Regions from separate parts of the Homo sapiens genome. Here region 2 is linked to region 1. The links are chromatin loops, found by intact Hi-C in ENCODE. Cell type or tissue: Caco-2. All regions are shown on one strand. Links, peaks and the distances in the headings refer to the core of each region. The heading gives the core; the rest is flanking DNA.

The links. A loop is a pair of places that touch in the nucleus more often than their neighbours do. Peaks named below come from ENCODE experiments on the same cell type or tissue, not always from the same donor. Only the 100,000 strongest peaks of a DNase experiment are listed, where the experiment ranks them.
Region 2: it touches region 1 in a loop (8-fold over the local background); 6 of 110 quality-filtered maps call a loop at or near these places.

Annotation. Positions count from the first base shown.
Region 1 is chr5:154,568,442-154,583,361 of GRCh38, forward strand. No RefSeq gene overlaps it. Among named protein-coding and RNA genes, the nearest start is that of MIR3141, 20 kb to the right of the region's middle. RefSeq lists enhancers at 3,638-3,807, 14,320-14,903, 14,904-14,920. In Caco-2, for the core only: no CTCF peak of the experiment used is centred there; DNase peaks (open chromatin) are centred at 8,120 and 9,230.
Region 2 is chr5:154,457,941-154,472,860 of GRCh38, forward strand. It overlaps SAP30L (SAP30 like), which reads left to right. Exons shown (of 4, transcript NM_024632.6): 4 at 1-3,113. Among named protein-coding and RNA genes, the nearest start is that of HAND1, 13 kb to the right of the region's middle. RefSeq lists an enhancer at 14,493-14,920. In Caco-2, for the core only: a CTCF peak has its summit at 9,934 (motif pointing right); DNase peaks (open chromatin) are centred at 7,439 and 9,921.

The DNA.
Region 1 (14,920 bases), core at 3,935-11,934:
ACATCCTGATGACTGCAAGTTTCCAAGTCTGAACTTGAGTTTCTTTACTGCCTGCCAGATGCTGTTGTGCACCTCAGTTGAGATGGGGGAAGGGGAGAGAGGCTGGACTGGGGGTGGGAGGGGAGGAGGGACAGGGAAGCTGAATCTTATTTAACAGGTTCTGAAGGCTTTGTAAGTCACAGCTCTTAAAACACAATATTTTGAAGATTTAAGTGTAAATGAATCAGAGCCATATGGATTACATTTGCCTTAAATTACACAGGATTTAGAGCAGGGCGCAGTGCCCTGGGGCTGAGGGAGCAGGCGTTTCATGAACTACCTTCTTTGCTCCCCTTCCTGGCTTCTCTGCCAACAGGCTGCGGAGGAGTGGAGACTCGGGCTGCCCAGGTGCCCTCCACACAGCCCGAGGGCCTGCCCAATGGGGGCACCGAGGAGCCTCAAAGCCTGGCATCTGGATGCCTGAGTCCTAGTGCCTGCTTTGCCACTGCTTCACTGTGTGGCATTGGGCCACACACTCTGCATCTCTGGGCCTCAGTTTCCTCATTTGTAAAATGAGGCACCTGAGAGGTGCTATAGCATAGTGATTAAAAGCCTGGGTTTGGGCCAGGTGTGGTGGCTCACACTTGTAATCCTAGCACTTTGGGAGGCTGAGGTTGGGGGATCACTTGATGTCAGGGGTTCGAGACAAGCCTGGCCAACATGATGAAACCCCGTCTCTACTAAAAATACAAAAAATTAGCCAGTGCGATGGCACACGCCTGTAATCCCAGCTACTCAGGAGGCTGAGGCAGGAGAATCACTTGAACCCAGGAGGTAGAGGTGGCAGTGAGCTAAGATTGCACCACTGCACCCCAGCCTGGACGACAGAGCGACACCTTGTCTCAGAAAAAAAAAAAAAAGATCCTGGGTTTGACTCCCTCTCTAACCTCTTTCTGGCTGTGAGACCTTAGGCAAATTACTAATCAGCCCCCTCTCTATCTCAGTTGCCGCATCCATAAAATGGGAATACTAATAGTATCCACCTCATAGGTAGCTGTGAAGAATAAACTATCTGGGACACCTAGAAAGTGCCTGACTCTAAGTAAGCACTTCACAGATACCACTTTTGTTTTATATTTTAGTGTCATTATCAAAGATCGGTCCAAGTCTGATTTTTCCCAGCAGAGATGATAGGAGCGAGCCTGAAGAAGGGTTATGGAGTGGCCGGCAGCTTCTCATTCCTTTAGTACCATAGCTCTACTTTATATCCACTGTTCCATTCCATTTTAAATGCAAATAGATACACATATGCTTACCAAATGGATCATGCTGAGTTATAATGTTTTTTTCACTTTTCCTGTGTCACAAATATCTTTTCATATAATTAATATTTATCTACACCTTTTTTTTTTTTGACAGAGCCTTGTTCTGTCACCCAGGCTGGAATACAGTGGTGCCATCTCAGCTCACTGCAACCTCCACCTCCCAGGTTCAAGCGATTCTCCTGCCTCAGCCTCCCGAGTAGCTGGGATTACAGGTGCATGCCACCACACCCAGCTAATTTTTGTATTTTTAGTAGAGATAGGGTTTCACCATGTTGGCCAGGCTGGTCTCAAACTCCTGACCTCAGGTAATCCACCCGCCTCAGCCTCCCAAAATGCTGGGATTACAGGTGTGAGCCCACACCCAGACTACAACATTTCTATGTCTGAACAGCAGCACAGCAAACTGACATTTACCAACTGCTTACCACGCACCAGGCACAGTGTTAAACAATTCCCATGCATCCTTGTTTGATACTCAACACAAGAAAATGAATTTGGTTTCATTTTCATCCCCAATTTATAGCTGAGAAACTGAGGCTTAGAGAAATTAAATAGACTTAAAATATCACTGGAGTTCAGATCTGTGGACTCCTGGGCGTAAGCGCTACTGGACGTTGTCTGTAGTACTAAAATAACATTTCTAAGCAGCTTCAGGCCCCTATTCTTAGACACTTAAATTTTTTTTTCTGGCATCTTCACTTTTATCAACTGCATATGATAAACAATCTTGTGAGAAGATATTTGGCGACATCATGATTACTTCTTTGGGATAAATTCTTCAAAGTAGATGGCCCACTGTCTGGGGCTTTCATCTTGGAGACAAGGAGAAAGAGAGGCCAGGTTGGAGGCTGGATGTGAAGGAAGAAGCAGGAAGCCATCCAGGAGAAAGGCCCGACTAGGAGGCCAGGATGCCTCGCTCGCCCACACAACAGAACACGCCGCTTCGGTTTATCAGTGATGGGGTTCCCCCTGCTCCCTCTGAGCTCACCCTGAAGCCCTTAGGAATCTAGTTTATTTCCAGGAAGTTTTGCTGACTTAGCTAAAGACCCCGTTTTGTGGATCAGCTGCAAGACACAGACACTCAGCCAAAACACACACACATACACACACACACATACACACACACACACACACACACAGGCTTCACCCTCCAGGAGTCAGGTGTGAGGGAGGCACTCACTGGGAAGAGGCCAAATAACCCATGGAAAGTGGGAGAGCTTAATTTACATGGAAAGAAAATTCCCTGAAAAAAAAGCCATTCATCAGATTTACATACATAATTTTCTCTCTTAACTAGGTTAACTCAGTTCAATAGTTTTGCGACAGCTTTATTGTTTTGGAGCAGGGGAGGAAATTGCATACATGCTCAGTATTTGGGGGTGGGGTTTTTTTGTCTTTTTGAGACAGGATCTCACTTTGTCGGCCAGGCTGGAATGCAGTGGTGTGAGCACAGCTCACTGCAGCCGCAACCTCCTGGGCTCAAGTGATCCTCCCACTTCAGCCTCCAGACTAGCTGGGACCAAAGGCAAACACCGCCATGCCCAGCTAATTTTTTAATTTTGTAGAGATGAGGTCTCACCATGGTGCCAATGCTCATGTTTACTGTTTTTTAAAATCCTTAGAAAGTATACCACTATCTGTGAAGATCTAAAAGTTTCTTAAATTCTCATTTCAGACTGGGTGTGTAATTTGCATACAAACCATGTGGAAATCTTGTTAAAATGCAGATTCTGATTCAGGAAGGCTGACTGGGGCCTGAGCATGCACTTCTAACACTCTCCCACAAGGCTGATGCTGCTGGTCCATGCACCAGCTTGCAAGTTGAGAGGAGCACACAATACATTTGGTAAAGTCGAGATTCTTCTCCCATGGAATTGTCACTCCCTGCTTATTGCTCAAAATACTCTTAAGTCAGAGCTGCAAGGGAGCTTGGAAAGCATTTGGTCAGAGCTGCTGCTGACAGATGAGGAAAGTGAACCCCACGAGGGGAAGGGGCAGGCCCCAAGCCAGGGAGCTCGAGCCAGAGCATGGCTGGGGGCTCCAGGTTCCTTTTGTTTCCACAGAAGCCCAGAGCTTAGTCAGTTTCAACTGTGGGACTAGCAAAGGCTCTGTGAATGGCTGGGAAAAGCAGCAGCCCCTATAAGGATGACAGGGCCACCAGGCAGAGTGCAGACTCTATGCTAAGCACCATCCAGATGCCTTGCACGCCGACATGCTCTCAGAAAGTCCACACCACAACTCTACACAGCAGAATCATTGACTTCATTTTACACAGAGAAGCCGAGGCTCAGAGAGCAGAGCAGTCTTCCAGAAGCCACACAGCGGGTAAATGGAGAGGTAGCATCAGATCTGTGTGTGAAAGAGCCCCACATCACTGTCTCCTTAACATCCATCCTTCAGAATTTTTGCCTTAATTGTACTTGAACAACGGTTCACTTTCCATAAAGGGAAAACTAGTATCATTTGAAAGATGTATTTTCATTGTAGAAAATACATTCATTGAAAACAGTGTTATTAAAATCTAGCTAAATCTTCACCTGCAGATCCCTAGGCCTGCCCTCTTTGTTAGGAGGGGAGATTAGCAAACATTAGAGAGGTATTAAAGACAAACTAGGCCTGGCACCATAATCCCAGCACTTTGGAAGGCTGAGGCAGGAGGATTGCTTGAGGCCAAGAGTTTGAGACCACCATGGGCAGCATAGCCAGACCCCATCTCTTAAAAAAAATAAAAGAATTAGCTGGGCATGGTGGTGTGCACCTGTCATCCTAGCTAATTAGGAGGTTGAGGCAGAAGGATCACTTGAGCCCAGGAGTTCTAGGCTGCAGTGAGCTGTGATTGTACTATTGCACTCCAGCCTGGGCAACAGAGCCAGACCCTGTCTCTAAATGTGTGTATTTATTTAAATACATAAAACAGACTAGCACCACACTGAGGCTTTCCTTTTAATGAAATTTAAAGGATTGAAAGAATATTGAAGAGAGAATAATTTTGCAGGATATGAGTCTACCTTTTGCATTGCCTTGTGTGAATTTGACCTTTCTTCCATCTCCAGGACAGAACATCTCACACTAAACTACGCTACCTTTAGGTGAGCCAGGTGGTATCAGTCAAGACTGGCTTTCTGGAAAAGGCACCTGGACCAGGTTTCACATCATGGGAGGCCTAAGCTACGGTATCTCTACTTAAAGTTTCTTACTGTCCAGAGAGAGTAGTCCACACCCCTCTCCAGGGGCCTGGGGGTCCAGTCAGCAGGCTGCCTGGAGCCAGGGCACACTCTCTCCCCAAAAGATGACCCACCAGCATGTTTGCCTAATGTGGCCACTTTGGAAACATTGTTTGTTCTTATCCTGCTAAAAACAGCTTCAAAGTGACTCCTGTCTAAACTGTGCCACGATCGATTATCAAATCCCTGACCTGATCGAAACCACAGGGGGACACAGTCATTTGCTTTAATGCAATTAAAGCAAAATATAATCATGTATCCAGGCCAGGGACAAGGGCAGGGCTCTTTAGAAGGTGGGAGGAGAAACCAGCTCTGGATAATTTCTTCTCAGCTCCAAGGTAGCGAGCTTAGACTTCTCCTGCCTCCGTCTCCAAGGCAGCCTTGGGCTTTGCTGCAGAGCCACCAGGTGAGGGTGTCCTGGGCGAAGGGGGAGCTGGGAGAAAGCAGTTTTGGAGTGAGATGTGGAGGAGGGTGGGGATTTGCAGAGCACAGCCAGGAGGAAAGAAGAAAAATGAAAAAGAGGAAGAAATGGTCAGGCGCGGTGGCTCACACCTGTAATCCCAACACTGTGGGAGGCCAAGGTGGGTGGATCACCTGACATCAGGAGTTTGAGACCAGCCTGGCCAGCATGGCGAAACCCCATCTCTACTGAAAATACAAAAATTAGCCGGGTGTGGTGGCACGTGCCTGTAATCCCAGCTACTCAGGAGGCTGAGGCAGGAGAATCACTTGAACCTGGGAGCCAGAGGTTGCAGTGGGCCAAGATCGCACCACTGCACTCCAGCCTGGGCAACAGAGTGAGACTCTGTCTCAAAATAAATAAATAAATAAATAATGTGGGGAGGAAGAAAAAGATCACAGAAAGAGGAGGAAATGGACATAGCCAGCTTGATAATTTTCAGAATCTCTAACAAATCCCCAGCCTCAGGGAGGTTGAGGCTGGCAGGTCTTCCTGAAGGATGGCAGCCTCCCCAGCAGCAGGTGAGGTTGATCCAGCAGGACTTCCATGAGGAGGCACCAGGAAAATGTGTCTTCCCTTCTCAGAGAGCCACATGAGGGAAAAGATCAGGGCGAGGGCTTGCCTTTCCGTCTCCCGGCTTCGGCCCAGCATCCCCGGGCTCTGCAAAGGAGTCAAGTGTCTTCACACCACGCACCTGCCTCTCCCTCAGGGGCAGGCAGGGCTGGCAGGCTTCAAGGGACCCCCTCAGTGCTCACTGCACAGGCTGTCCGGGGGCTCCACACTCTCTGTACCGGTTCTTATGACTGCTGTGACAAAGTACCCCAGACTGGAAGGCTTAAACCACAGTTCTCACCGTTCTGGAGGATAAAAATCTGAGGCCAATATGTTGGCAATGTTGGTTCCTTCTGAGGGCTGTGAGAAAAGGATCTGTTGAGGCCTCTCTCGTCAGCTTGTAGGCTGCTTCTCCCTGTGTTTCCTGATTTCCCCTCATCTTCCTGGGTCTCGACATCATCTTCCCTCTATGCATATCTCTGTGTCCAAACTTCCCCTTCTTATAAGGACTCCAGTCGTACTGGATTGAGGCCCACACTGAGGACCTCATTTTAACTTGATTAGCTCTATGAAGACCCTAGCTCCAAATAAAGGCACATTCTGAGGCACTGGACTGAATAGTGTGTCCCCCCTCAAATTCAGATGTTGAACTTTACCCCTCATTTTAATGGGATGAGAAAATGGGGCCTTTGGGGGGCGATTAGGTCAAGAGGGTAGAGCACTCCTGGATGGGGTTAGTGCCCCCACATAAGAGACCCCGGGGAGTTCCTCCAGCCCTTCCACCATGAGAGGACGCAGCAAGATGGTCGTCCATGAACCAGAAGCGGACCTCACCAGACCCTGAATCTGCCAGTGCCTTAATGTGGACCTCTCAGCTTCCAGAACTTGGAGAAACAAAAGTCTGTAGTTTCAGCCACCCAGTCTATGCCATCCTGAACAGACTAAGGCAGGGCTTCAACATATTAATTTGGTGCGGTGGCGGGCGACACCATTCAGCATATCACACTGTCTGTGGGGAGCTCCCCACTGCTGCCTTGGGGAGGGGAGGAGAGACAACAGTCCTTGGCAATGCTCAGCACTCCCTAGCTCCAAGCCTTGAACAAACCATTTCACTTTCAAGGGCCTTGGCTTGCTCATGTGTGAAATGGACATGGTAGCAACACCAACGCTGGCTGGAGAAGAACGCAATAACACCATGTTTCCGTCCCTTTTACGTTTACTCGGATATCAGAGCTGGAAAGCATCCTTGGAACTCCTGTGCGCTCTCCCTTGCCAAATTTAGGATCCCCCAAAACGGAGAACTGCTTTCCACCTCAGAAGGTCCAGCTCTGACAGCCTTTCTTTCTCCTTCATCTCCTTCTCCTCCTTCTCTTCCTTCTCCTTTTTCTTTCTTCCTTCTTCTCTTTCTTGTTCCTGTTTTATTGATTCCCAAAACTATCATTATTTGTCATTATTGGCTACTGCTTATTAAAGACACTGTACAGACATTGTGCCAAATGCTTTACAATCTTTATCTCATTTTATCCTCACAATAACCTTACAGGATAGGAACTACTAATATTCCCATTTTATAGATGAATAAACTGATGCTCAGAGAGTTTGGGGGAGGCCCAGAGAACAGAGCCAGGAGGCTAATGAGGAAAACTGCAGAAGGCAGACCACAACTCCAAGGAAGAAAGGTCTTCCTCCCAGGCTGCCTGGGGAGGGAGGAAGACGCCCACTCCAGGATGAAAGCAGAGGCTGGATGACGAGATAGCAGAAGTTAAAGAGGAGCTTTTGCACAGAGCTCAGGGGAGGCACTGAACTTGGCAACTTCTCAAATCCCTTTCACCTCCAGACTCCAAGGGTCTCGACCTCAAAGCCCCAGCTGAGGAGAGACTCGCAGGAAAAGAAAGAGACTCTTGCAAACCCTCCCAAGTCAAACCGCCTGGTCGTCTCTCCTAGAGGCACAGCACATAGCAGGTACTAAATAAATATTAAATAAACAAATACATATGTCAATCCACTGCAGTCACAAAAATCTCTGCTATTGCTGTGAGAGCACCATCTGCTGGGAGTGGGCTAAGTTTCTCACCTAGAATATCTCGTTTCATTTCCTCTTCTCCCAAGCCCTTACCGGGTAGGTGCTATTCTTATCCCCGTTTTACAGCTGAGAAAGCTGAGACCCAGTCTGCCTGACTCCAAAGCTCTTAACCACTGTGCTAGCAGATATCAAGCCCCGCCCACAGATTCAATTAACCATTCCAGCAGTCTTGGGTCTCCAGAAACAGCCAGCATACAGTGGGTGTTTAATAATACTTAATGAATCATTGAATTGATCCATGCATCAAACCTAGCCTACTGAGGTAGACATATAACCCAACAAACAACGAAATCTCTGGTTCCATAAGAGTCCCCTAACCCAGTGCCTGGCACACAGTAGGCACTCAATAAATATTTGTGGAAAGAATGGCGCACTGGCCCCTAATGTAAGCTCCTCTGCACATAAATTTCAGCTCCAGGCACTTTGAAGTTCCCCCAGGGGACAGCTGCTTTTCCTGTTATCGATGCCCCCCCAGCCCCTCCTGGCCCCCTGGGCCCATCCAGGCCAGGGACCTGGGGCCGCCACAGCCAGGAGATAAGAATGATGGATGGCCAGCCTCCTGGCTCCACAGAAGCCTGGGGTTTCCTGGGAGCGGGAGACAGTCTAGTGATTCCAAAGCCCCTCGGAATTCGAGAGGAGAGAGCTCAAGGAGGGGGTGGAGGCAGCGGCAGAGGCATCCCTATCTCCTCAGAGATGCTGGACCCGACAGGAGGTTTCAGCACCCCCCCGGCTGCCTTGATCTCCTTCCATGTTGACAAGGCTTCCTTTCAGCATGTGCTGAACACCAGGACCCATCACTGGAGCTTCCAGTGGGAGAGGGGAAGATGGCACCCCCTCTCCCCTCCTCTCCTTTCCTCCTCCCAACTGCCAGAATCTGGAAGCAGGGCAGGCTTCCTTCCCAGTTTGTAATTCAGGCCCTGTCATTAATTGAGCCCTTGGCAAATTAAAAAGTCACAATATCTGAGCCTCAGTTTCCCCATTTGCAAAATAAGCACTGGGGGAGGTGTTCCCTTCCAGCTCTGCTGAGGCAGGATTCTAAGTAGCTAAGGAGGAAACCTGCTGTGTGGCTGAAAGTAGTGGCTGCTGCCTAGATGGGGAGGCCAGGCTTGCTCTTGGACTCAGGCAATAATAAACATGGGTTTGTTTAATTTAAAATCTCTGATCCCCAAACTGAGATGCTTCCTAACTTTGGGTAGAACCTGACCATGTTAGATTTTGAAGGACTCCAAGAAATTGAAACCTATTATTTTTGTCCTTCCCTTCTCTCTGGACCTAAGTTTATTTTAAATTTTTAAAAAAATTATTTTAACTGCCAACAATACTTGAATGTGTCTTCCTTATTTTAAAAAAAAAACATGCTGATGAAGTTAAAATGCTCTAGACAAGTCTCATCCTAATCTATTCCCCTCTCTTTCCAAAGGTCACACCATCATTTGGGGATGTATCCCCAACACTTCCACAGCACCTCTTCATATGCCTGTCTACCCAGAGACTGACACACACAGACTTGTCCTGTAGGAAATGGGATTTTATTAAAGGAGTCATCTCACACTGGGTGTGGCACCTTCCTTCCACCACTCACTCCTGGGGCCTGGAGACCCACCCATGCTGGGACACCGGGATCTGTCACCTTTCACCTACCTGGAATGCAGCTCAAGACAGGGTGGACCTGCCTTCCAGGTAAGCTCCAAGAGAGTGGAAACTTGGTCTATTTTGTTCACCACTGATTCCCAATGTCTAAAACAGGGCCTGGCAATAGTTACTCAATAACTACTGAATGAATGAATGAAGAGATGAATAAATGAATGATTCAATGCATTTAACCCACCCACTCCTGGTGGATATGTCAATTGCTTCTATTAATAACTTTTTGGGCCGAGCGTGGTGGCTCATGCCTATAATCCCAGCACTTTGGGAGGCAAAGGCGGGCAGATCACTTGAGGTCAGGAATTTGAAACCAGCCTGGCCAACATGGTGAAACCCCATCTTTACTGAAAATAAAAAAATTAGCTAGGCATGGTTGCACGTGCCTGTAATCCCAGCTACTCAGGAGGCTGAGACAGGAGAATCACTTGAACCCGGGAGACAGGGTTTGCAGTGAGCCAAGATCACGCCACTGCGCTCCAGCCTGGGCGACAGAGCAAGACTCCATCTCAAAAAATAATAATAATAATACCTTTTCACCAACACAAACACAAGTGTCCCTGAATATGCCTCTCTGTGTTCATTTTTGAGGAGCTATAACATGTGGGGGCTCCCCTAGGGCCCCAAAGGGCATTGTTTGAAATCCTCTGGTTAGGCCAAAGCCTTCATTTCACAGGTGAGCACAGGGAGACCAGGTTGGGCAAACATCTTGCCCCAAGGTCACCTAGCACATCAGGGACTGAATGAATGGAACTTTGGGGTTACTGTGAATTTCTCTTCCTTCACTCTCTTAGTGCTTACACTTTCTCTCTCCCACCACCCTACTCCACCCCAAAACTCCAGCCTATGTACCTCAGGAGGGGTGACTTTAGGGGCAGAAGTCTCATTCACTCACATAGAGAAGGAAGCTCCTACAGCATCAGGTGTCCAGGGTTTTAATCCCAGTGCCAAAGCATTTCTTTTCCTCCCTGAGCTTCCATTTCCCTAACCTGTAAAATTGGCCTAATGATGCTTGCCTAACTCTTGAAGTGAGGACAAGAAAGAGTTTGTAAAATGGAGAACAGGGATAAAAATCTAAGAGAGGGCTAGTTCAGTTTAAAATGTAGAATTTTGGCCGGGCATGGTGGCTCATGCCTGAAATCCCAGCACTTTGGGAGGCCGAGGCGGGTGGATCATCTGAGGTCAGTAGTTCAAGGCCAGCCTGGCCAACATGGCAAAACCCCATCTCTACAAAAAATAGAAAAATAAGCCAGGTGTGGTGGCACGCATCTGTAGTCCCAGCTAGTTGGGAGGCTGAGACACAAGAATCACTTGAACACAGGAGGCGGAGGTTGTAGTGACCCAAGATCGCAAGGCCCTGTAAAAAAAAAAAAAAAGGATTTTGAAAAAACAAATTTCAGGCTGGACACTGTGGCTCACGCCTGTAATCCCAGCGCTTTGGGAAGCCGAGGCAGGTGGATTGCTCGAGCCCAGATGGAGACCAGCCTAGGCAATATGGTGAAACCCTGTCTCTATCAAAAAACATAAAAATTAGGCAGGCGTGGTAGCCTGTGCCTGTAGTCCCAGCTACTCTGGAGGCTAACTAAGGTGAGAGGATAGCTTGAGCCTGAAGGGCAGGGCTGCAGTGAGCCATGATCATGCCACTGCACTCCAGTCTGGGCGAAAGAGCAAGACCCTGTCTCAAAACAAACCCAAAACAAAATTCAGGTTAAAAGATAAGGTATGTTTCTACCTTTATAAAAAGGAAAAAATGTGTGTGTATATATATACATAAACATACAATTATATACATAAAATTATATATAATTTACATAATTATATAATTTATATTTGAATGTTTGTATAAGTACAGAAAAAGTGATAGCAGTTACCAACTGCAGAGGAAGAAAGGGAAGGCTATTTTCTTTCTTTCTTTTTTTATTTTATTTTATATTTGAGACGGAGTCTCATTCTGTCACCCAGGCTGGAGTGCAATGGTGTGATCTCGGCTCACTGCAAACTCTGCTCCCAGGTTCAAGCAATTCTCCCTGCCTCAGCCTCCTGAGTAGCTGGGATTATAGGTGCCTGCCACCACACCTGACTAATTTTTGTATTTTTTAGTAGAGATGGGGTTTCGCCACATTGACCAGGCTGGCCTTGAACTCCTGACCTCAGGTGATCCACCTTCCTCGACCTCCCAGAGTGCTGGGATTACAGGCGTGAGCCACCTCGCCCAGCCCCAGGAAGGCTATTTTCTAAGTTTTCTTGTTACATTCGCTTTTGTTTGCTTTGGTGCAAGCTTGACAAAACAAAAGACATATTTATATATTAAGTATGTAACCTCAAAAACTCAAAAGTAACAAGACGAATACTGCTCTAGAAAAAAAAAAGCAAAGGCCACAAATAATCCATTTACAGAAGTAAAAATACAAATAGTGAAACAAAAAAAATAGTTAAATCTTAGAAGGATCAAATAGAAGCAAATTAAAAAAATAAAATTATCTTTTGCCTATCAAATTGTAAGAAGTGATATTAAAGGCCAGTGTTTTCACTTTGGGTACTGGTGATGGAGATTAGCTGGAAGGTGGGGACCCCGCGCCCCTCACAGTGATGACATGTCCTTCCTGTGCTGCCCCCCAGCACTCTGATAGAGCCATCTCGAGGCCAAGGAGAGATGACAGGTCAGTCTCCGTTTCCCTCGGCTTCCACCTCCTTCCCATTATAGAGACCAACTGTGGCGTCCTCTGGCCCGCTGCCCCAGCCAGAAACACTCTACCCTCATCAGACCTAAATCCCCCTTCCTCTGATAAAAGAGTCCTGTATCCTGTGACACAACCAGAAATGATTGGTAAGGTGCCTGGTACATGAAGACCATCCCCAGAGGAATCCTTCCCAAAGGAATTGCTAGATTCAGAACAGAGAATCCAGTCGCGGGGTCAGAGGTCATCTCTGTTAAGCCTCTGCCTCTAGGCAAAACTACCCCCAACGGTTTTATTTTGGTAGGTTTTTATGAAAATACAATAGCACACTAGGAAAAGCCATTAGCAGTCATCTGGCCCCATAAGTTTATTTTATATAAGGGGAAACAGGAATAGGACGGCTATGAGAAACCCAAATCACACAGATGAAGCTGCATTTAGAAGCAAGGTCCCTTGACTCCCAGTCCAGTGCTCTTTCTGCTCAGACTCATTGAGACCACATCTTTTTTTGTTCGATAGGTCTGTTCCCTTAATCCCTGTGTATCAAAATCTATCTCCTTGGTTATGGCTAAAAATCTTGCTTGTCCATTTGGGGAAGGAAGAGTTCCTGAGGTTTTATACATTCATAGTGTAGATCATATATTTAAAAGGAGAAAAGATATAGTTCTGATACAGTAATAATAAATAGCTTTTTTTTTTCAAACAGGATCTTGCTTTGTTGCCCAGGCTGAAGTGCAGGGGCTCAATCATAGCTTACTGCAGCCTCAACCTGCCAGGCTCTAGCAATACTCCTGTCCTCCTGCCTCAGCCTCTCAAGTAGCTGGGGTGACAGATGCTTGCCACCACATCTTATTTTTTTTTTTTTTTTAATTTTTAGTAGAGATGAGGTCTCACTATTTTTCCCCGGCTGGTCTCAAACTCCTGGGCTCAAACAATCCTCCTGCCTCAACTTCCCAAAGTGCTGGGATAACAGGCATGAACCACCACATCCGGCATAAATAGCATTAGTTTAAAAACAGTAAATATCTGAGAAACCAAGACAGGAGGATCACTTGAGGCCAGGAGTTTGATATCAGCCTGGGCGACGTAGCGAAACTGACTCTACAAAAGAAAAATAAATAAAAACCAAAACCTGGCGTGGTGGCCCATGCTTATAGTCCCAGCTACTTGTGAGGCTGAGGCAGGAGGATCGCTTGAGTCCAGGAGTTTGAGGTTACAGCGAGCTATAACTGCACCCCAGCCTGGGCAACAGAGCGAGACTCTGCCTCAAAACAAAACAAAACAAAACAAAACAAAACAAAAATGTAAGTATCAATCAAGAAGTAATAAAATTAAAAATCATTTAAAATAATAAAAAATTGTTAAATAAAAAATAAAATTCCCCTGATTCTATCATAGCATACAAATGCAAAACCCAGGGGTCTATTAACATGCTTGGCACACTGCCTTTGTGTTTATTTCACCTGGCACATCCCCTTGACCAAGATCTGCTTAGAGGGAGACGAAGGAAGCGGGAAAGACACACCAGGCAGGAATGGAATCTCTATGTATCCCAGGAGTCATTCTGAATACTTACCTACCTCCTGCCTGAAAATGTGTCTTAGTGTTAAGCAGATACTATTTTAAAATTCTTAAGAAAAGGCTATAAAATGGTGATTAAAAGTAGGCGTAGGCAAATGTTTTTGGTAAATAGCCAGAGAGCAAATATTTCCAACTTTGTGAGTCCCAGCGTCTGTTTGCAGTGAGTCAGCTCTACTATTCTAGTTCAAAAGCAGTCAGGGACAATACATAAACAAATGAGCATGGCTGTTTTCAATAAAACTTTATTCACAAAAATAAGCTGTGGGTAGGATTTGGCCCACAGGCAATAATTTACCAACTCCTGGTTAAGAGTATGGGCTTGGGACTCAGACTTGAATTGAAATTCCAGTTCTTCACTTGTGAGACCCTGAGCAACTGGTATAATCATTCGAGACTAGGATGCAGCTCATTGTACCTGGTTATAGAGCAGCTAGCTACTCAGTGGGACATCACTCAGTTCAGGCACGTTGTAAGTGCTCAGTAAGTGGGATTAGACAGATAAGCTACATCCCCCTTGGATAAAGGAGACCTGGGTTCTGGTTCTTTTGTTTGTTTTTTGAGATAGGGTCTCCCTCTGTCACCCAGGCTGGAGTGCAGTGGTGCAATCTTGGCTCACTGCAACCTCTGCCTTCCAGGCTCAAGCAATCCTCCCACCTCAACCTCCTGAGCAGCTGGGACCACAGGTTTGCAGGACCACACCCAGCTAATTTTTGTATTTTTTTGGTAGAGACAGGGTTTTCCCACGTTGGCCAGGCTGGTCTTGAACTCCTGGACTCAAGCAATCTGCCCACCTCGGCCTCCCAAAGTGCTAGGGTTACAGGCGTGAGCCACTGTGCCCAATTGTGTTCTGATTCTAAATCGATTGTGGCTACCAGCCATTTAACCTTGGGCAGGTAGGACGCATAACAACTCCAAAACTCTGTTTCCTCCCCCTGTAAAATGGGAAGAGAAACTCTTTTGTTGCCAGGACCTTTATATACATCATCTTACTTAACTCTCACAACAGAATCTTCTAGTTGTTTCTATCCCCGTTTACAGAAGAGGAAACTAAGTCACAGAGAGGTGAAGGGTTATTTAGCTAGCAAGTGGTGAAAACCAGAAATTTAAACAGGGACTTTTTGCCTTCAAAATTTATGATCTTTCCTTCCACTCAGTCATGTTGCCTCCCTAGAAAATGAGAAGAGCTGGCTGGTTGCGGTGGCTCATGCCTGTAATCCCAGAACTTTTTGGGAGGCCGAGGCAGGTGGATCACCTGAGGTCGGAAGTTGGAGACTAGCCTGACCAACATGGAGAAATCCCATCTCTACTAAAAATACAAAATTAGCCGGGCATGGTAGCACATGCCTGTAATCCCAGCTACTTGGGAGGCTGTGGCAGGAGAATCACTTGAACCT
Region 2 (14,920 bases), core at 5,487-13,486, 110 kb before region 1:
GCTCCATGGAAATGTCCATATCTTAATGAGTAAAAAAGTGTATTTTTCTGATACGTAAACCAGAATTGTGGGCGTGTAGGTCACATCACTATTTCTTTAGCAGCAAATCTGTTTTCCCAGTTGAGAGAGACAATAGCTTCTGCACAAGAATATATGATGGTAGGATCCATCTGTTCAATTGTGTCTGAAAGAATCTTTATTCCAAAGCGAAACCTGGGGAAATGTTTTACCTTCAGCCAGATGCTGTGTGTGTACTTGGGTCCCTTGTCTTTCCTCTAAGGAGAGGTGCTTGTGGAAAGTGGAGGTTGTGGGCATCTTTTCAACCTTTTCAATCTGACCTTTCAACAGGTCAGGTGAGAGAAAAGACAAAGCTATTTGAACCTATGTTTTTCTTATGTCCAGAAATCTGTTCTTTCATCAAACCACTAAACCACTCGCCTTAGCCTCTTCTGCAGTTTCTGGTGGCTCTATCTGTGGGCAAGGGACTCCTGCCTGTGAGAAGTGGCCAGGCCCTCCAGAGCAACGGGGTCTGGCTTCAGGGAGCAGTGGGGTGTGGGGAAAGCAATGTTCATCTTGGCTGCTCCATTTTTATACCATCCATCAAGGACTCTTGCGCTTCTCTCCACCTGTGACGTAGCAGCATTGCCTTCTTTCCTCTTGGTGCTTCTGGGCAAAACTGGAATTTGAAATCCAGAACTGGCGTTGTCTTCTTAAAGAGTATGGTTCCTGCCTCAGTTCCAGCCTGGTATGGTTCTTTGATATGCCCTGAAGGTTCTCACATGGAAACATCAGTATCCTGCCATTCATGTTGTTTTAAGATGTTTTAAAAACCAATGGACAAACTTCTTGCTTCAAGGAACAAACTCTTAGGTTGGCAACAGCATATAAAAAAAAAGATCACAGCTGAATCTCATGAAAGATTAAAAACCAAAGGATTCAAGACCGGTGTTGTAAAATGAAGAGGAATTTTACTTACATGTTACAGCTGCCAAGTTTTTAGATGTTCCTGTCATAGCTAAATAGTCACTGCTAGCCTTTCAGAGAACAGATAGTAACAATTGTTTGCAGCTGCAGTGTTGCATCTAATTTTGGTGTTTAGGCTTTTTATTTTGTGGGAAGCTTTTTGTTAATATCCTGCAGGGCAACTGCCTGTTGGGAGGGAGAGGATGGAAGAAGGAGCTTACTCTGGGGGCCTTGCCTATTGAGGGAGGCTGTTGCCCAGAGCAGTTGCTTCATGGAAGTCATCCAAAGGCGCTCTCAGTCATTACAATGACAGGATCTCAAAGTTGGGAAAGGGCTGTTAAGTCATCCAGTCTAGTCTCCACATAGGTGCTGACATTCTGCCTACAACCATCCCACCAAGGGGTTGAGCAGTCTGGACTTAAACACCTCCGAGGACAGAGAACCCACTACCTCGTGGAGAAGCCTGTTCTTTGTAAACCTCTGGCTTTTCTATGTTCTCTGTAATTTCCATCTTAGTCTCTGCCCCATGGGGGCCACATGGGACAAGTTATTTTTGGCAAAGCACCTAATTGCTGGCACTGTCCCAAAGCATAGCGTTTGCCTTTTGGAAAGAAACAATGCTAGGACATGGACACTTTGGTACACTGTCCTTACCCCTGAGTATTAGTCCACTCAGTTCCTTGTTGGAGAATGTTGAGAAAACCCTACTGGCTGGCTTGTTTCTGCCAAAGCTTGGGGAGAGGAGAGGGGGATGAGAAGATGTTAGCAGCCTGCTAAACCTCAGACAGATGAGGACTCAGTTCTGTGCTTGCCCCACAAAAACGGATGCTCACATCATCAGGAAATTGTTCAGCTGGAGGATTTATAACTTCGTTGCTTTGCATGAAGTTTAAAGTTTTCATGGTTGCCCAGGGCTTGTACCTTAGATTCCTGTAAGGACTTTGCACTGTTTTTGCTGAGAAAACAACGCTTCAGGACTTAAGGTCTAAGCGTCAGAGAAGTGCCGTATTTTCAAGGTGGAAAGTCTGTTAAGCTTGCTGTTGTCCAATCATCCGTTTTTAGAGATGGGGAAACTAAAACTCAAAAAGATGTGCCTGAGGTCATATGGCATTATCAGAACCAACCTCTGGCCCTCTTGACCTGTCTAGCATTCTTTCTTTCTGACCTATAGGATGACTCTAATTCAGTCTAAATCGGCTGCCCTCAGATTCTTGAGAACTTAAAATTGAGCAGAAATTCCCAAGGCCAACCTAGCTCTCAGGGACCAACCTGCAGAACTCAAGATTGAGCGAAATGTTTAGGCCAGTTGAGTTTTGCAAAATGAGTGGTAAGGGAAAACAGATCTAGCCTGTTATTTAAAACCAGGGTTCAAAAGCCCTATTGGGAGAGGTAGTATTGTCCTAGCATTTAAATTCTCATGAAATGTGCTTGGTCTGTGATCTCTTGGTCAGATATCTGCCTTCCAGGCGATCCTTTGAGGTTGTGTAATTCAGCTGGCCCTGGCTCCTGGTCCCTGTTACTGAGCTGGGCAGTCGAACCGAAGGGCAGATGAGCTCAAGATCATGCCTTGGGAAGCATGGTGCTCTAGGGGTGCCTTTTTATTCCTTTCATTGTATTATAGACTGTTTCCAAGTTTATGGTTAGAAATGGTAAAGTGGGTCTGGTGTTTTGAGGTAGAACCCAGCCTAGGGCAAGATATGAACTGTTCTTGAGGTAGAAATGTCTACAGTCAGTTGTTTCATCTAGCTTGCATCTTAAAACACAAACCCTTCAGTTGCTTTCACTTAATGCACACATTTGCCAATGACAGAGGGTTATACAGGATCCTTCTTTTACATTTCTATTGTCTGCTACGCTCATCAGAGTATATTTTGGGGTACAAGGTTTTGGGGGTTTTTTTTCCCATTTTGTAACTGCCTTATTGAAAAGTAAGTGCCCTTCCATTCCAGGCCTCCTCATATTGTACTTGTTTCCTGCCAAATCTGGGGGATCATTTGTATTTTAACTTCGTAATCTATGGCTCTGTACTGTTGAAAGGCTCTCAATTCTGTGGGGTCTCCTTAGTATGTATGTGACTTTTCATGTTGCAATATCACACGATGGGATGGCCCGACTTTTGCTCTTAATAAATAATCTGAATGAGTAAGAGACCCTCTGTCTTCCCTTTGAATTTTTATATAGAATTCAGATGCTTTCACTTCCACATTTGGCCCCTGGCAGTGTATTACAGTGATTAATGACAGTGGTCTTTCCTCCCAGCTCCAAATACTAGCACCTACATCCCCAGTGCACACTGAGTTTAGATCCCAGAAGGTTAGGCCCAAGTTCCAGTACTGCTATCCCATTCACTCACCTGGAAAGAGACTGACTGGGTCCAACAGCCTGAGTCTGGAGCTCAACTTCCATGTAGTGTACTGGATGCACTGGGCAAATAGAGTTCTCTCTCTGGGTCTTCAGTTCTCCATCTAAATAAACTGTATGGAGGATTGATTGCACATTGAAATATCTGCAGAGGGTGAGCTGCAAACTGGAAAACTCAGGTCCCTTCTAAGGGCAGCCACTACTCAGCTCCCCGCTACTGTAGCCTTATGGGCACACCAGCCCTGTGTGACCGGGTCTTGCAATTTGACTGGAGAAGCTGGAAATTCAGATCTTCATGTAAACATCCCAATGTTTAAATGTCTCAAAGACATTTTTAACAGCGTGTGACCTGGAGTTTCTTCACCTACAGTAGAGTCTTGCTATTTAAAGTTGGTCCATCATCTGGGCACTTGTTGGAAATGCAGAATCTCCCAGCCCCTCCTGCTGGCCGTCTACTGAATCAGAATCTGCATAGTAGCAAATTCCCTAGGGATACTACAGCTTGAGAAGCCAGGGCAGTATGACTGCACGTTCCTGGTGGAGGTCCCTGAGGCTACCGGATGACGCCTCTCGCCTGTCCTCACAGTGCTAGAGAAGAGAAAGGCAAGCCTCAAGTTCAGGTCTCCCACTTCAAGCCTGTCTCTAGTGCCACTTTACCACAGCTTTGTCCTCAGCAGAATGAAAAGGGAGAAGTGCAATAAATATTTGTCTTTATCATATTAGTTACATAGAAGTAATACATCTTAGCTCTAAAATTTTAAGCCTTACAGAAATTTTAAAAGTGCAGATCCTTTCCTTCCCACATCCTTCTCCTCTCCCATTCCACTCCCCTGTAAGGAGTGTGGAGGGTGGCTTTTCATGAGATATTTGAGAGGACAGGAAGTCCTGGCTCTCACCAAGGAGCTCACAGAATTAGTGATGGATTGTTGCTGAAGGACACCATCATTTACAGGGTCCCTGAGTTGCTTTAGAAAGCAAAGGAAGTTCCAGTTTTCATACTGTGTTTCTTAGCATAAGTAGTTGCTTCCCCTCCTCTGCCATCCTCCCATTCTTTTTTTTCTTTTTTTTTTTTTTTTTTGAGACGGAGTCTCACTTTTTCACCTAGGCTGGAGTGCAGTGGCGCAGTCTCGGCTCACTGCAAGCTCCGCCTCCCGGGTTCATGCCATTCTCCTGCCTCAGCCTCCTGAGTAGCTGGGACTACAGGCGCCCACCACTGCTAATTTTTTGTATTTTTAGTAGAGACGGGGTTTCACCGTGTTAGCCAGGATGGTCTCGATCTCCTGACCTCGTGATCCACCCGTCTTGGCCTCCCAAAGTGCTAGGATTACAGGCGTGAGCCACCGCACTCGGCCTCTCCCATTCTTTTATACTGTGTCTAACCATGGGGGCCTGCCTGCTGTCCTCACACACTGAATGGCAAAGGGGTGCTTTGTCCCCACACTTTGAAAACTGGCTGACCCCCTGCTGCAGTAAACATCCCTTGATGATCCACAGATATCAATTTAATGGAAAGATGGAGATGAACCCACATGTTAATATGCTATTAGAACAGAAGTTTCACGAGGAACCCAACACCCTTTTATTTTCTTTTCAAAATAGAGCTTTAGGACATCGAATATCAGATCATCTGAGGTCCGGTGTTTTAATCCCAGCACTTTGGGAGGCCGAGGCGGGCGGATCACAAGGTCAAGAGATCAAGACCATCCTGGCCAACATGGTGAAACCCTGTCTCTACTAAAAATACAAAAATTAGCTGGGCATGGTAACACGCACCTGTAGTCCCAGCTACTCAGGAGGCTGAGGCAGGAGAATCGCTTGAACCCGGCGGAGGTTGCAGTGAACCAAGATCGTGCCACTGCACTCAGCCTGGCGACAGAGCAAGACTCCATCTCAAAAAGAAAAAAAGTGTGGCACTTGCCACCCCTTACCCCCATCAGAATCCCCTAAGCACTCTGTTGCAATGCCAATTCCTGGGCCCCCATTCCAGATCCTCAGAATGAAAAGCTCAGGGTCTAAGTCCCAGTAATAATGATTTTTAAAATTTCTCCAGGTAAGACTTAAGCTCAATAAAGTTGAGAAGCACCAATCTGGTCCAGAGGTTTCCCAATCCCAGCACAGAGATGAACAGCTTCAGTATCACCTGTTCAAATACTAGTTAAAAGTTCCCCTTGAGCTCTCTTTCATGAGAATTTTCTCAAGTGAAGCCCAGGAAACTATGTTTTTATAAAATCCTCTCGGATGCTGGGCGCGTTTTATAAAATCCTCTCGGATGCTATAATCGCAGCAATTTGGGAGGCCGAGGTGGGTGGATCACTCGAGGTCAAGAGTTCGAGACCAGCCTGGCCAACATGGCGAAACCTTGCCTCTACCATACAAAAACATTTAGCTGGGCATGGTGGCACATGCCTGTAATCCCAGCTACTAGGGAGGCTAAGACAGGAGAATCGCTTGAACCCAGGAGGCGGAGGTTGCAGTAAGCCAAGATTGCACCACTGCACTTCCAGCCTGGGCGACAGAGCAAGATTCTTATCTCAAAAAAAAAAAAAATCCTTTCAGAAATTTATCTGCACATCCAGGTTTAGGAACCACTGAGTCCAATCCCCTAAGGCCCTGGTCAAGAAAGTATTATAACTATGTTACGTTCAGCATCAAACAGCTCAGAAGTGGCAGAGTCTGAGCAAACAGAGTGGCTGACACTGTTGTCATTCAAATGGATGATCTTCAGTCTGCAGAAAACCAGAATGAAAATAACCCACCATTCCAGCCCAAGACCTGACACAGAGGAGGACACTATATTTATTTAGTACTGGGACTGAGTCTTCTGTGTACTCAACAGTTTTTTGTCTACAAAGATCTTCTATATTCAGGAATAATAATAGCTATCAAGTACAGAGTCCATGCCAGACAATGGCTAATAGTTTTATGTGCATTAATTCATTTAATCTCACTACAATCATACAAAGTAGGAACTATTATTAACTCCAATTTATAGAGATGTAAATACAGTCTCAGAAAAGCTGAGGAACTTGCCCCAGTAACAATGAGAGCCAAAGAGGTAAAGGCACTCCCAGGATGGATCCCCAAGGCTTGCCTCGCTCTAGGGATACTGCTGTCAACCCCACCGTCCAAGAACTCAGAATGCCAAGCTCTGAAGCAGCGCAGCTACAACAGTTACCCTTGTCCCAATCAACTGGATTTACTAAACTTTAATGAGGGATTTTGAGAAGTCACTAGGACTCTAGTTAAGAAATTTAATAGGGTTTAATGGAGGTTAACAAGGTACATCCAACCTTCTAGCCAGGTTTTAACTTACCAGAGCTGAACAGAGATTAACAAGCCCAGGAGGTGTAAAGGCACCTGCATGATTTAATGGGGTTAATGAAACTGTCAGAGGTTGGCTGAGAGGGAGAGAACTGGAGCATGCTGCTGTTAACAGTCGATCTGGTTGAGGTCAACAGACATTTATTAAACAGCTGAAGCCTGCCCTGTTCTGCCCTGGGCACCACAAGGGTAGCCAGTTAAGAAAGACCACAACTGATATGGCAACCATGGTTAGTCCTGGTTGGTGATTTTGGAGTAAATTTGACTCTCTTCTTTGTGCTTTCTTGGTATCATCTAAACTGGTTATAATGAACACAAATCATTTTCACCGTAACTGTAAAATAGCAAAGCATTTTTAAGTGCCTTCAAAGCACTTACTACCTGCTTGCATAGTTTACTTTACATATTCCCGAAACATATAGAAAGTAGTAAGAGAAGTAAAAGCAACAACAATAATACAACCTTAAATTTGAGCAGCACTTAAAGTGTTGTACAGCGCTGTCATCCATCACTTCTGTGAGTTTTTGTCACGCTATGAAACAGTGATATACAAAGTCACACTGGTAGTGGAGAAGACAGAGAAAATCTTCATCTTCCGCCTCCCGAATTGGTACTGTTTTTTCACTGAGCACTTACAATGTGACAGTCCCAATGGTAAGTAAGCACTGTACATGCCTTGATAACCCTATGAGATGAGTATTATTATTATCCCCATTTTATAGATGAAAAAATCGTTTAGAAGGGTGAAGTGGCTTGCCCAAGGTCACCAGGAAACGGTGGGGATGAGTCACACAGGTTCCAGCGTCCACTATGTCATGCTGCCTAATACTTGAGTAAGATAATATTTCGCAAGAGCATTGTTTAGAACAGTGAAGAACTGGAAACAGCCTATATATCAAATACTAGGAGACTGGTCTTGAAAGCATTATACATATGTCATAATTGTAAAATAATGTTTAATGACATAGAAAGATATGCATATCAGCTTAGAAATACTATATATGTAAACATATGTATACAGAGTATCTATATACAACTATATGGAATATGTATCTGTATAGATATATGTTTATATACATAGTATACATGTATATTTATACACACATATCTGTAACTATGACCATATATAATTTTTTTTCTTTGAGACAGGGTCTCACTTTGTCACCAGGTGATTGGAGTACAGTGGTGCGATCTTGGCTCACTGTGGCCTCAACCTCCCAGGCTGAAGTGATCCTCCTGCCTCAGTCCCCCAAGTAGCTGGGACTACAGGCGTGCACCACCACCATGCCTGGCTGATTTTTTTGGTATTTTTTGTAGAGATGGGGTTTTGCCATGTTGTTACCCAGGCTGGTCTCGAACTCCTGAGCTCAAGCAATCTGCCAGCCTTGTCCTCCCAAAGTGCTGGGATTATAGGCGTGAGCTACCATGCCCAACCCTGCTATGACCATATTTATAGGTAAATCAAAGCATCTACTTGCTAACTTCATGTGTAGCCACACTCTATCTATGTGATTCAGAGTAAGGGGAAAATACCAAGGAAAAGGCATTCTGAAAAGTAGGGGAGCTTCCCGGAAGAGGAAGCACCTAAGCAGGCCCTTGAAGGAAACAGGTTTGATGAGATGAGAGTGAAGGGAAGTCCAGGCTGATGTGACAGTGAATGAGGAGCAGAAAGCCTCATGCTGGAATGAGTACCTTGAACTTTGGAGTCATCAAACCTGCTATTATTAAAAAAAACAACCCATTGATGAAATATGGTCACAAAAGTATTTGAGTATCTGCTGTGGGCCAGGTGCCAAAGGAAACGGACTCTGTCCTCCAGGAGCCAGGAATTTCAGAGGAGCTAAGACTCAGACAGGAGTGGGAAGTAGTCCTTCAACTACTAAAATCATAGAATCTGTGATGAAAGCTCGGAGCCCTGCGTCAACCCTACTTCTGAGGAAGGAGCAGTGCATAACGGGCACTTGAAGTCTTAGAGAAGCCAATGAGGGTTAGCAAATGTAATGAGCTTAATTAAGCTAAAACAGTTAAAAGAGACTTCCTGAGGGCTCATAGCCACTAGCAAGATTGGCCTTTGTTAAGTGAGCAGTGGGAGGTTACCTGTGCCCAACCAGAGCCTCTCCTGCCTAAGTGATGGGGGATGCAGGAGTGGACCAGGCTTCAAAGGGAGCCATCCAGTCAGCTGGGCTGGGACAGGTTCAGCAGAGCTCAGACTCAGCCACGCGCACTAGCAACTGCCAGAAGGTGAAGCTGTATCTAATGAAACTTACTGAAGCCCAAAGAATGAGGACTGAGGGAATCAATTACTCACAAGACCGCAGCCTGCCTACTGGGGTTTATCTAAACTAGATGAAGTTGAACTTGGCTGAGTCAATTTAAACAGTTCCAAGGGGGCTCCTTCATCTTCAGCGAAGGGTGTTCTATCTCTGGTGGCTAATATAGTTTTCAAATGTATGCTATTCGTATTTCTATCAAGGAATATTTCCAAAGCTGGATATGAAAAGATGGTCAGGATGGCCCAGCTGCAGAAATATAGCTATTATTTGTTAAGCACCGACTGGGAAGTAGACACTGTGCTAGGGTCTTTGTATATGGTCCTAATCCTCACACAGACCTGCAAAGAAGCTATTATCATTGCTAGTTTTCAGATGGGAAAACTACAGCTTGGAGAAGTCAGGTGACTCACCCAGGGTCTCACAGTGAACTGGGATTTGAGCCTATGTCAGTCTGACTCCCCTGTGCACCATGCAACCTACACCACAGAATGAAGTGGAATATTGACCATGCTGGGAAGATGGAAGAGTGGTAAAAGCTGTTGGAAGAACTCAGGATCCCAGCAACCTGGGTTATTTAGTGCAGGGGGAAACTGCCCTCTGTGTTCCATTAGCCCTGTGTAGTAGTGGCAGAAATATTCTGAGTTACTAGGAGAGGACTGTGTTTGTTCAGTGGCTTCTATTCAAAGGAACAGGAAAAAAAAGTGTGGCGCATTTCAGATTTCACATAGTAAGGAAACACAGATCCCTGTCCCTAAGGCATATTTAGGTAAGAAGGCCTCAGAGATCTTGGGTTACAAAACCCCAGCGTCCCTCAGGAGTTAGGCTCACACCCAGGACTCCTGGTTTTGTGAACTTGCTGAGTCCCTTCTCTACGCCCCTGAATTGCCAGAGGAAGTTAAAGAAAGGGAGTCCTGGGGCTCCGGGCTCACCTTGCAAGGAGGAGTCTGGGATCCTGTCTGGTTTCTCTGCGCTGAGAGTGCAGAAGAGGGAGTATGGCCACCAGGTGGCGCCCTCCCCTCAATCGGTGGCAGCCTCAGGCCACAGGGGAAGGCCCTAGGAGTATTTTCTGTCCCTCATAGAGATGCTGTATTTGGTGAATACTTCGATTCACACCGTTGTAAAAATCCTAGAGAGTCCATGCAGAAAGGGACTTAGATCTGGTCCCCCTTCCTTGTTTTACAGAGTCCAGCTGGGGCAAGGAAGTACCGAAGGTCACACAGCAAACTGAACCCCCTTCTCTTGCCTTCTGGGGCTAGTGCTTTTCCTGCCACACTAGCTGTTCTTGCACTTCCAGCCACACCTCCCACGCCTCACCGTCGGACAGCCTGCGCTCTACCCTCAGCCAAGAGCCTGGTCTCAGGGTGCCCTGAAGGGCCACGCTGTCTTCGCCTTTCCTGCCACACTCTGTCGCTTCCCAAGCAGGCCCAGCAGCTCAACCTCAACCACAACAGCAGCAAGAACAGCTCGTGTTTACCACCGGCCTGCTCCAGGCCAGGCTAAGAGCTTCCCAGGTCCTCAAAACGCTTCTAGACGCTACTCTGCCTTCCCTTTTTTTTTCTCTCTTTTTTTGAGAATTTTTTTTGAGACAGAGTCTTGCTCTGTCACCCAGGCTGGAGTGCAGTGACGCGATTTCAGCTTACTGCAACCTCCACCTCCCAGGTTCAAGCAATTCTCCTGCCTCAGCTTCTCGAGTAGCTGGGATTACAGGTGCACGCCCCCATGCCCGGCTAATTTTTGTATTTTTTTAGTAGAGACGGGGTTTCCCCATGTTAACCAGGCTGTTCTCCAACTCCTGACCTTGTGATCTGCCTGCCTCGGTCTCCCAAAGTGCTGAGATTACAGGTGTGAGCCACTGCGCCTGGCCTCTGCCTTCCCTTTTACAGAAGTGAGCTGTGGGTCTCAGAAAGGTTAAAAAACCTGCCCATTGCCATGCAGCTCATTTCACCAACTCACCTAGTTTTGAGTACAGGCCTGGGGGGCCAGTCTAGACCTCCCTGTTGACCTTGGCCAGGCCTCTTGTGCTAATATGTTTTCTGTTTCAAAACACTTTTTTTTTTTTTGAGACAAAGTCTCACTCTGTTGCCCAGGCTGGAGTGCAGTGGCGCTATCTCAACTCACTACAACCTCCACCTCCCAGGTTCAAGCAATTCTCCTGCCTCAGCCTCCCAAGTAGCTGAGATTACAGGCATGTGCCAACACGCCCTGCTAATTTTTGTATTTTTCGTAGAGATGGGGTTTCACCATGCTGGTCAGGCTTGTCTCGAACTCCTAACCTCAGGTGATCCACCCACCTTGGCTTCCCAAAGTCTTGAGATTACAGGCGTGAGCCACCGCACCCAGCCTTCAAAACACTTTCAAAGATCTTTTCCCACTTCAGCGTGACAGGAGTTCTGTTGCGGGGAGGAAAGATATTGTTAGCCCATCTTAGAGATTAGAAAACTGGGGCACAAGGAGATGACTGGACCAAGGTCACCTGACTCATAGTAGACTTGGAACTGGAACTAGGTGGGACACTCCAAAAGGCACTCCACATCTTACTGCCCAGCTATAGTCCCCCTACTGTCTCTGGGAGTCACGGAACTGAGTGGCTGAAAGGGCAGGTTTTCGAGTCAAATGCATCTGGGTCTGCAGCCCAGCCCTGCCACTTAATAGTTATGTGCCTGGACCAGGCACGGTGGCTCTCGCCTGTAATCCCAGCACTTTGGGAGGCTAAGGTGGGAGGATCATTTGAGCTCGAGACCAGCCAGCTGACAAGCTGAAACCGCATCTCTACTAAAAATACAAAAAGTTAGCCAGGTATATTGGTCAGCACCTGTAATCCCAGCTACTCGGGAGGCTGAGGCAGGAGTATCGCTTGAACCTGAGAGACGGAGGTTTCAGTGAGCCGAGACGGCACCACTGCACTATAGCCTGGGCAAAAAGAATGAAACTCCAACTTAAAAAAAAAAAAAAAAAGCCCCTGGTTTTGAAGGCTTAGTATGAAAAAAAAAGAATGTAAAATATCTTACTAATAATTTTTAGATGGATTCATGTTGAAATTCTATTTTGGATATATTAAGTTAAACAAAATACATTATTAAAATAATTTCACCTGTTTCTCTTCTCATTTTTATTGTGGCTACTAGAAAATGTTTAATCACCTATGTGACTCGCACTTATAGCTTGCATGATAGTTGTACTGTACAGTGCTGCCTGAAACAGTTTCAGAAATTCAACGGCTACAGGCTGCCTTCCCCCTGTGTTACCTTAATGATGTGGACTATAAGGGCTTTGAAGCAGGAATTTGCTCACTGGGTGTGTGTCCTTGAGAAAGTCACTGAAATCTTCTGCATCTGTTGGAAGTATGCCCTGAGTCTCCAAAGCCAGCAAACAAACCAAAAGAAACCCTCAATGCTTCACAAGACTGTTATGAGGATTAAATAAAATAATAAAAATAGCTCTACCATGGGCAACGCGCTAAGTGCTTTGCATGCCTTATCTCTTTCCATCCTCACAGACCCAAGGATGTTGGGGGAATGATTGCTCTCATTTTGTAGATAAGAAAACTGAGGTTGAGAAATGTTCAGTAACTTGTGAAGAAAACTGAGATTGGGAAATGTTCAGTAACTTGTGCAGGGACTCCTGGCCCTTGTATTGTTCTGTTCCCTGCACTAAAAGTAGAAGGTATTAAATAAACAAAGGGAAGAGAAGGGCACAACTTCCCTGAGATGCTGGGCAAGTCCCTCTCCTTTGTGAGCCTCAGTTTCTCCTTCTGTAAATGAGGGACATGCTTGGATGGTGGGTAAAGACCTTTGAGGTCTCAGTGTTATGGGGTGTGTTCACATTTCAGTGAACATAAGCCTTTCAGGACTCCTCTAAAGTCCGATGCTTTCCATTGTCTATTTTGTGGGGATAAATGTGCATTTCTGTTTGTTTTAATAACATTTGTAGGAGCTTTATATAGTGTCTACGTCTGCTTACATTAGATGCTGTGTATTATAGTTAAGAGTCTTTCACGATTTCCCATATAAACCTAGTTTTTTATGAGTTTGGGAGAGCTCAGCTGTAAAAACTCTCTCAGCTGAAAAAATTTTGTTTCTAACAAATCAGGTTTAAATCAGGAGGCTGGTTTCAGACACTTCAGAACGTGCATATTTTTTCTCTTCAGTCACTCTTCATTTAAAAATGAGATTGGCTGATTTCTTAGTTTCGTTTCTTTTGTGAAGATTTAGCAAGACTATAAGGTTAACCAATGGTTGCATAGACAGAAGGTATCCAGTGCCTTTTCCGTAAGAACCCTGGGTTTGAGGCGCACCTTCTAATCCGGGCTCAGCCTTTGACTGGCTGTGTGACCCTGAACTGGTCACATCAACTCTCTTGGGTTTGCCTTTCCCACATCTGTCCATGGGGAGCATCATTCCTGCCTTGGCTGTCTTCCAGATTATGGGGAGGAAAATGCACTTATAAAAGTGGAAGTACCCGGGTAAGGTAAATGTGCCAGGCAAACACCAGAGACTACTGCAAAGAATAACGTGCTGAATTCCTCACCAGGAGAAAGTAGATTCCTGGAATCAGAATGTTACTAACAGGAAACCACCTTGGAGCCTACCCTTTTCCTCATTTTCTAGATGGGATCCACTCAGAGCCCTGACAGGGGAAGAGGGTTCCAGGAGAATGCTGGAATTTGAATCCCAGATCCTTTCACGTAACTCCTTCCTTCTTTTTTTCTCTACCTTACTTTGGGGACTAAGGAAGATCAGACTGAGAGAAACTGTATTTGGGCACATATGTATGTATACACACACACACACACACACACACACACACCTGGAGGTGCTCCGAGATGTGGGGGAAACAGGTCTCTGGAGGTAGCCATGTTTGCACTTTGATACAAGTCCTATCTGCCATCCATGTGACCTTGGACAAAATCCTTCACCTCTCTACGCCTCAGCTCCCTCAATATTGACCTCACGGAACCCTGTGAGGCTTATATGAAATAATGCATGCTGAGTTTAAATACTTTTCTTTATAAATGTTAGCTGTTACTATTCCATTCATCAATAGACTTTAAATGTAAGAAAAAAAGACTATTTGCTGTGTACGAGGAATAATAAACTCTTCAGGACAAATATTTTCTGTTGTATGTTAATTGATCGTTATTAGGATCTTTTCATTATATTTATGCCCACAGTGCCTAGCACATGGTGGGCACACAATAAATGTATGTTAAATAAATGGTGTATTGAAAGTATGCTGGCAACAGAGGAAATTGCAGCTTAATTTTTATTGCAAAAGTAATACTTATTCATTATAAGACATTTAAGAAAAATATGGCTAAGCAAGAGGAAAAGTCAAAATTACCCTTATTCCCACAAGTCAGAGGTAAAGGTGTGAAAGTTTTGATGTATATTCTTCCAATTTTTCTCCACGAATAATATTTTTTTATTTTTACATGAAAAGGGTCACAATGGACAGTGTTTGGTGTAATATGGGAGGAGGTTTTCTCACTTAATATATCGTGAACAATTTCCATGTCAATTCCCACATTTTTTCTAATGGCTGAATAGTAACCCACTTGTACTGATGGCTTTATTGAGCCAGTTCTGTAATTATAGGACATCAGGTTCTTTCTCGTGTTTCACTCTTTAATAGAATAGTCCTATAGTTAACGTTTTGTAACATCAATATTTCCTTGCAGTAAACTCCTGGAATTTACTTTTAAGTTGGTAACCATTCCATTTTTCCCATTTTTTAAAAAAGATGTATTTAATTCAAAAATAATAAATAATGACCCTGCTTCTGCCACAGCTGATTTGAGGTGTCTGACAAACCTCGTTGAAACCTGGGCAGAGAAGAAGAAACTAAACGTTAGACTCTAAAGATGTTTTCAAAGAAGGGAGGGCTAAGGAGGGGTGGGAGCCTGGAGAGCCAGGGTGGCAGCGAGAAGGGCTGGACCCCTAGTCTGCAGACCCTCAGCACAGAATGGTTTGTGAAACCTGGGGCAGCTCCGAGCCGTTCTCTGT